Linked DNA regions of Mus musculus: regions 2 and 3 are each linked to region 1. A link is a loop called in an ENCODE intact Hi-C map of the cell type or tissue named here. Cell type or tissue: left cerebral cortex. All regions are shown on one strand.

The links. Peaks named below come from ENCODE experiments on the same cell type or tissue, not always from the same donor. Only the 100,000 strongest peaks of a DNase experiment are listed, where the experiment ranks them.
Region 2: it touches region 1 in a loop (2.5-fold over the local background); 3 of 42 quality-filtered maps call a loop at or near these places.
Region 3: it touches region 1 in a loop (7-fold over the local background); 8 of 42 quality-filtered maps call a loop at or near these places.

What each region holds. Positions count from the first base shown.
Region 1 is chr5:128,808,500-128,810,999 of GRCm38, forward strand. The region is part of intron 5 of Rimbp2 (RIMS binding protein 2); the gene reads right to left. Among named protein-coding and RNA genes, the nearest start is that of Gm34057, 8.4 kb to the right of the region's middle. In left cerebral cortex, CTCF peaks have their summits at 245 (motif pointing right), 446 and 1,100; DNase peaks (open chromatin) are centred at 245, 479, 1,154, 1,712 and 2 more places; H3K27ac peaks cover 2,145 bases.
Region 2 is chr5:128,912,779-128,915,278 of GRCm38, forward strand. The region is part of intron 1 of Rimbp2 (RIMS binding protein 2); the gene reads right to left. Among named protein-coding and RNA genes, the nearest start is that of Rimbp2, 39 kb to the right of the region's middle. In left cerebral cortex, CTCF peaks have their summits at 570 (motif pointing left) and 1,247 (motif pointing left); no DNase peak of the experiment used is centred here; H3K27ac peaks cover 1,017 bases.
Region 3 is chr5:128,952,310-128,954,809 of GRCm38, forward strand. It overlaps Rimbp2 (RIMS binding protein 2), which reads right to left and starts at 751. Exons shown (of 21, transcript NM_001378900.1): 1 at 658-751. In left cerebral cortex, CTCF peaks have their summits at 1,220 and 2,247 (motif pointing left); DNase peaks (open chromatin) are centred at 118, 384, 660, 1,099 and 1 more place; H3K4me3 peaks cover 1,437 bases; H3K27ac peaks cover 1,546 bases.

The sequences.
Region 1 (2,500 bases):
GCTTTTTAAAGCTCTAATGAGTCCAAAGTTATTACTGAATAAAAAGGTTGATACAGATGGTATACGGATAGAGAGAAGCTATGCCCTCAGAGATGAATAAGTAGTGTTTCACTCTTCCAAAGCTAGGGATGGTCAGGGAGCATTGACTGGGGCTCTGCATTCAGAGAGCATCACCAGCTCAGACATCGGGTCTGGCCCATTCCTCTAGCTCTATGGGTACTCATGGCCCAGTTTGGCCTCTAGAGGGCGCCAGCAGCCAGTCCAGAGGCCCCAGAGACACGTGGACCTGTTGTATGCTAGCCTTATAGCCATACTTTTTCCTAAGCACAAGGAGTGCAAAAAGATGGTATTGGTTACTGAAATTCAAAGTGTTTAAAGGTGGGGCTGGAGAAATGGCTCAGTGGTTACAAACATTGGCTGCTGTTCCAGACAGCCTGGGTTCAATTCCCAGCACCCACGCAGAAACACACAACTGTTTGTAACTTGAGTTCCAATCAGTCCAGCGCCCTCTTCTGGCCTCTGTGGGCATTGCAGGCACATGGTATACAACCTCACAAAACACCTATACAACATAAAATAAAATAATTAAGGTATTTAAACACAGAGTTGGCTCACGTATTCGAGCACTGTCCCATACGTGAATGAACAAGGCACAGGGTAATGACAGCTTGCTGTCCTGGAGACGGTAGCCATGGCTAGGATAATTTTTCTTTTAAATATTTATTTTATGTGATTACACTGCAGCTATCTTCAGACACACCAGAAGAGGGCATAGGATCCCATGACATATGGTCATGAGCCACCATGTGGTTGCTGGGAATTGAACTCGGGACCTCTGGAAGAGCAGTTTAGTGCTCTTAAGCACTGAGCCATCTCTCTAGCCCCAAAGGCTACAGTTTTTAACAGTCTTTGTGTCTAGACACTGTTTAGCAGACCCAGTTGCCTGGGGTATGTTTGACTTGCAGCTTTCCCTCTGGTAAGCATGCAGGGACCTGACGGTGGAGATGCGTGTGTTCAAGAGAGCAGGGGCTTCTGGGTAGAACCAACTGCAGCCAGCAGACCAATGTCCCTGCTGTGTAGGTAATTGTTTGCTTTGCAAAGTGCGTCCACTAGGGGCGCTACAGTGGGCCTGGCTTTGGGGGTGAGCCTCAGTGAACTGAAATGGAGTGGAAGGGCCTGGTTTTCTAGGTCAGAGGAGACAGAGAATCCAAGTGTTGTGCCAGGCCACCCTGATGAACACTATCTTTCTTTCCCAAGCCTTCGGCTGCTCTCTCTGCTTTGAAAAGGCAGGATGCCAACTTGGGCCTCAGGAGTTTCCAGCCGTAAAGAGGAAGAGCCCACAGAAGCCTCAAGTCCCCATGTGTCCCTGTTGATCGCTCCTCAGGAGGCTATGTGCACATAGCCCCCAGCCTTCCCTGGCTGCAGCCAATGCATGTCTGGGCCACTCACTGGTTAGCTCTGATAGCTTGTATGTCACCCACTTCCTGGGGCACTCTGAAAGGAACTGCAGAGGCCTGTGCTGCTCCCGGCTACTGCTTCAACACCGTGGTGTTTATCTCAGTTTATCTGGAGCATTGTGGAGTCTCTCTCCGTTGCATGATGGGAACCTTGCCTCTGTGTGTTCCCTCAGCTTCACGGACACACCCACCCACTCTTCCCTGATGGGCCAGCCCAAGCCTCTCAGAGAAGCACCACCTGCAGGCGGGGGATGGAGGGGTCTGTGCTGTGACCAGGACCGTGGTGGTGGCAGATGGCAAAGCGTTCTATAATTGGAATAAGTGCAGCAGCTTGCAAATGCAAGCGGAGCATTTAAAAGCCAGAGGCAAATATCCCAAGACGTGACTGCCGGCTTTCCTGCCTCCTCCACAGGCGTTTCTCTGACTTTCCTCCTCCGAGGTGTGGGGCTGCATGCTGGGCTAGTGTCCAAGCTAAGGTAGCTTTGAAGGTAAAGGACATTTCTCCAATTAAAGACAATGGGACATGCAGAGATCACCTGCAGAGTTACCTACAAGCACGTGGAGTCTCATTCATCTATCATTGTTGCCATAGAAACAGATCTCTGTGGAAATGACCCCATCCTCAGGGCCCAGACCCCTTGCTCTCACCCTGACACTGCCCACAAACACTGTGTTCTTTCCTATACATCATTCTGGCTATGAGCTATGTATGACATTTCTCAGTGCCAGAGAGGCGATGCCACCACGCACACTTGTCCTTCCTGCCAGGAGCAAATGAACTAAGGGCCAGCATTCCCTAGAGCTCCCTTGTAACTCAGCAAGACAGCTGACCCCAACTTCACCTACTGTGAGGAGAGGAACGCAGTTGTCTGTGTGTTGGGGACCCTGCCTCTTCTTGCTCTCGGGGTCCCCGCCTGAATGATGGGAACGATCACTCCTGAACCTGGCATTCTCTCAGGTGTCCTGCATGGCAATCTCCCCACCCCATCCCCCTGCACCCTCTGGGAATCAGTTCTGCAAATATCTACAGAGCTGGTGGGTAT
Region 2 (2,500 bases), 100 kb after region 1:
ATGCCGAGACTCTGTAATGCAGTTCATGTTCTGGTGACCCCCCCCCCAACCATAAAATTATTTTGTTGCTACTGCCTAATTGTAATTTTGTGACTGTAATGGGCTGTAATGTAAACACCTGTGTTCTCTGAGTGTATTTGGGGGTCGCAACCCACACTTTGAGAACCACTCCCTGCTCTACAGGGAAGCAAGCTCATAGATGGTTTCTTGTGTTCTCACCTCACTGATGGGATAGACAGACAGACAGACAGACAGGAAGAAAGACAGACAGACAGGTGGTGGTAGTGAGGATGTCAATGAGCACTGAGTTCTTCCACATGCCTGACAGAGCTCTGAACTCACCACATCTGAAGCTATTGCACCCTTACCACCTCTTGGCCGATCGTCTCCTCCTGGCTTTGTAGATAAGACAATAATACCAAAGTAAGCTTAGACATGGTCACCTGGTTAAGACTTGACAAGGGGGCGCAGGTGAGATGGCTCAGCGGGTAAGAGCACTGACTGCTCTTACAAAGGTCCTGAGTTCAAATCCCAACAACCACATGGAGACTCACAACCATCTATAATGGAATCTGATGCCCTCTTCTGGTATGTCTGAAGTCAGCTACAGTGCACTTATCTATAATAAAAAATAAATCTAAAAAAAAAAAAAAAAAGACTTGACAAGGTCTAGAATCACCTAGGAGACACACCTCTGGGCCTTTGTGTCCCAGCACTGACACAAGTAACTAACACTCGTGGGAACAATATGGAAGAGCAAATGCATTCACAACCTTCAGGCCCTGGAGCTGCCCACAATGCTGTTCCACCCAGGAACAGATGAAGTCTCCAAGCTGGCAGCTTCGCTTGGACAGAACCTAGAAATCAGTAGTATCTAGGCTGATCTTTTTCTGTTAGTCTTTCCAGAGCCCTGTCTCCTGTCAGTGTCCAGGTAACAGATTCCTAATGGCTTGAGTGGATTAGTTGAATTCTGAATCTGGAGATGGAAGCCAAGGGCACCTTTAAGGAAGTATAGAAACACCAGTCTTATCCTTCCCCTGAGAGAATAATCTACTGTAGTGAGTACACTACAGCTTTTGGAAAGGGCCATAATCGAAACGGTATATCTAGGGCTGGAAGACAGATGCAGGGTTAAGAGCCTATACTGCTTTTACAGAGGTCCTGAGTCCCATTCTAAGCACTCACAGGGAGGATTCACAACCCTCTGTGGCTCCAGGTTCAGGTGATCTGACTCCCCCTTCTGGTTTCTTATGGAAGTGCACTTGTGCACATCCACAAACAAAACAAAAAACTCTTTTCAATATTTAGAAAACTTAATTCCTGCTTCTCTACTTGTTGCTAATTCATTGTTTTCTGATTTTCCCCCGTTTGCTCTTTTGTTTTGCTTCTATCTTATTTTCTTCATCTGGTTTCCAGTGTTGAATATTTAGGCTGATTTTTAATATTCTTCTTAAAAGAATAGATTCTAAAACTGCCTGTTTTCTTGAGTGTGGCTGTGTTCTAGTCTTAGCCAGTAGTGTGCAATGAAGGTGGGAAAAAAATGGCCTAGAAAGCAAATCTGTCCTTACACACATACAACCTCATACACACACACACACACATGCACACACAAATATATACATACATACATACACACACACATCTATATATACTTACAAACACACACATACACACACTCTCACATATATACACACATACACTCACAAATATACACATACATGTGCATACACTCATACATACATACACTCTCTCACACACACATACATATACACATATACATAAACTCACACACACATACACATTCATTCACAAACATATACATACCCTCATACACACATAACACATACACTCTCACACTCACCCACATATACACATTCACACTCATACACACACATACATTCATATACACACATACACTCTCATACTCACATATATACACACATATACATACTCATACATATATACATACACTCACAAACATATACACATACACTTCACAAACACATTCATTCACAGACACATACATACACTCATACGCACATACACTCTCACACTCAACCACATATACACATTAACACTCACACACATACACACATATACACATACACTCACAAGCATGCATACACACTCATACACTCACACACAAACACACCACCTCCCTTTAAGTGGGATCACATCACTTTGGCAAGAGCAGATCCTGTAAGAAGCATGAGAGACCACAGGAGGAGGTGCTTCCACTACATGCAAGTGTGATCCACAGGAAACCCTGGACGCCAGAGGCTAGAATTCTACCTAGCTCTGACTGAGCCAGCTCTTTGACAGTGCGAGGAATATAGGACTGTGCCCTTTATGTCTTCTCTCATGACAGAGTTGTGCCCTGGGTCTGGATAGCAAAGTGCTGCAGGCTGGAAGCCCAGTGATAAAGGTGTTCTTCTGTCTCTTGGTTTGAAAAGCTGGAGGCTCACGTTCAAGCTGATGATGGGGCTGGTTTCTTTGGAGG
Region 3 (2,500 bases), 140 kb after region 1:
CACACCACGTACATATACTGTGCCGAGAACATCTGACTCCACAAACGAACCATTACAGCCACTCTCTGGGACACCACTTGACAAATTCACATTGCACATTTCAGTCCGCGTGGGCAGCGGATGGCGGGGCCGACTGGGATGCTTTGAGCCCTCCCCTCCCCCCCCTGCGCCGTTTTCTACGAAGTCCTCCCCAGGCCCCAAGCGCTCTGTTTGAAACCAAGACCCAGCTTCTGCCCTCTGGAAAGGCTCTGCCTAGCAGCATGGTGCCAAACTTTGCCCAGAGGGGCTTTTCTGGGAGGCTGAGGGTCCGAGAAGACCCGGAGAGCCACAGCGCCACCGTCATCGCCATCGCTGACACAGTACGGGTGAGAGAAGGCAGCAGCCCTTCCCTTCACTCTGACAAGGATCCATTGGTGGCAAGCCACACGCCGACAGGAGCACGGTGGCATTCCGCACCAAGCGTCACCCGCGGCAGCCTCCGTCCTGGTCAGCCACCACTGCCCACCCAAAGCCGAAGGGCACCCTCCTGATGCAAACTTCACCCGGGCAAAGAGTTCCCTGCTAAGCCCCTGTCACCGGTGCCACTGAGGAAAGGTGAATGGAACAGAGGCTATTTTTAGGAGAGAAAAAAAAATAAAATCTCAAATCGCAGCCTACCTTGGATGTTCTCGGTGCCCAGCCTCCCGGGCTCCAAGGCTCCAAGAGAGAGACAGAGACAGCCACTGCAGTGCACTGTGTCAGATTACAAACTGGGGCCAGAGGGAGGGGAGGAGAGTGGAGAGGAGAGAGAGAGAGAGAGAGAGAGAGAGAGAGAGAGAGAGAGAGAGAGAGAGATCCAATCAACACTGAAGGACACGGGTGTGTGGGCACCGCTTGGTATCAGCTAGAAATTATCCATTTAATTTTTGCAGGGAGGGAGAGAAAGAGAGAGAGAGAGAGAGAGAGAGAGAGAGAGAGAGAGAGAGAGAGAGGCATGAGCAAGAGTCACCAGCCAGAGAGCAGTAGCCAAAGCTTGGAAACGGCAGTGTTTTAACACACACACACACACACACCCACACACACACACACACACACACGTGCGCACACAAACGCGCATGCACACACGCATCCCAAGATGGCTCTGTCCCTTCCCTGCCGGTGTCTCTCACGAAGCGGTGGTCAAAAGCAGGGCAGGAATGGAGGCGGAGCTGGGGCCCTTGATGCAGGCAGGGCTGAGGTCTAAAGAGCTCCCCTGGCGGCCCATGGCTGGGGCTGCCCCCGCAGGTGGTCCAGAGTCCTGCAGCCAGATGGAAGCAGACATCAGGGCCGCTGTCCACCAGGCAATGCTAAGGATGCAGAATGAGGTGGTTGTGCAGAGCTCCCAGCTGCCTGGGTCCTTCATTCTTGTCCAGTCTCCCTCCCCACCCAACTGCCCATCACCCCCATGAACCCTTACTATTCTCAACTTGGCAACTGCCAGATGGACCAGCTACCTAGCAACACAGGAGCAAGAGAGAATAATACCAGGAAATGGACACACACAAACACACACTCCCCTGGGGGTCAGCATCTCACAGTTAACTCTATAAAGATGCTAAACAGCTCTGCTTCTCTGAAGGAACACCTTAGCATACTGATTAAGGCTGCATGGGGCCCTGTGGGCTCTGTAGAGAAAGACTAAAGAAAGACACAAACAAAAAAAGCTTGTGTACATCACCTGCAGGTTCGTCCTGCCAAACAACGGGTCTCGTCTCAGAGCAGTCCGTGGCCTCTCTGATAAAAGGACTCACTCTGTGGTTTTAAAACCCTGGTGTTGGGGCTGGAGAGATGGCTCAGCAGGTAAGAGCAATGACTGCTCTTCCCAAGGTCCTGAGTTCAAATCCCAGCAAGCACATGGTGGCTCACAACCATCTGTAATGAGATCTGATGCCCTCTTCAGGTACGTCTAAAGACAGCTACAGTGTACCTATATATAATAATAATAAATAAGTCTTTGGGCCAGAGCAGGGCTGACCGGAGCGAGTGGACAGGGTTGATTGGAGCAAGCAGAGGTCCTAATCCCATGAAGGCTCACAACCATCTGTATAGCTACAGTGTACTCACATACATAAAATAAATAAATATTTAAAAGTAATTAAATAAAACCCTGGTGTCAGGGGTTAAGAGCACATGATGCTCTACAGAAAACGGGTTTGGCTCTTAGCACTCACACTCACAACCATCTGTAACTCTAGTTCCAGGAAATCTGATGCCCTCTTCTGGCCTCTACAGGTACTGCATGTACATGGTGCACAGACACATGCAGGCAATATACCCACATACATAAAATAAAAAATAAGTAAATCTTAAGCCGGGCAGTGATGGCGCGCGCCTTTAATTCCAGCACTTGGGAGGCAGAGGCAGGTGGATTTCTGAGTTCCAGGCCAGCCTGGTCTACAGAGTGAGTTCCAGGACAGTCAGGGCTACACAGAGAAACCCTGTCTCGAAAAAAAAAAAGTAAATCTTAAAACTCTAAAGGCCC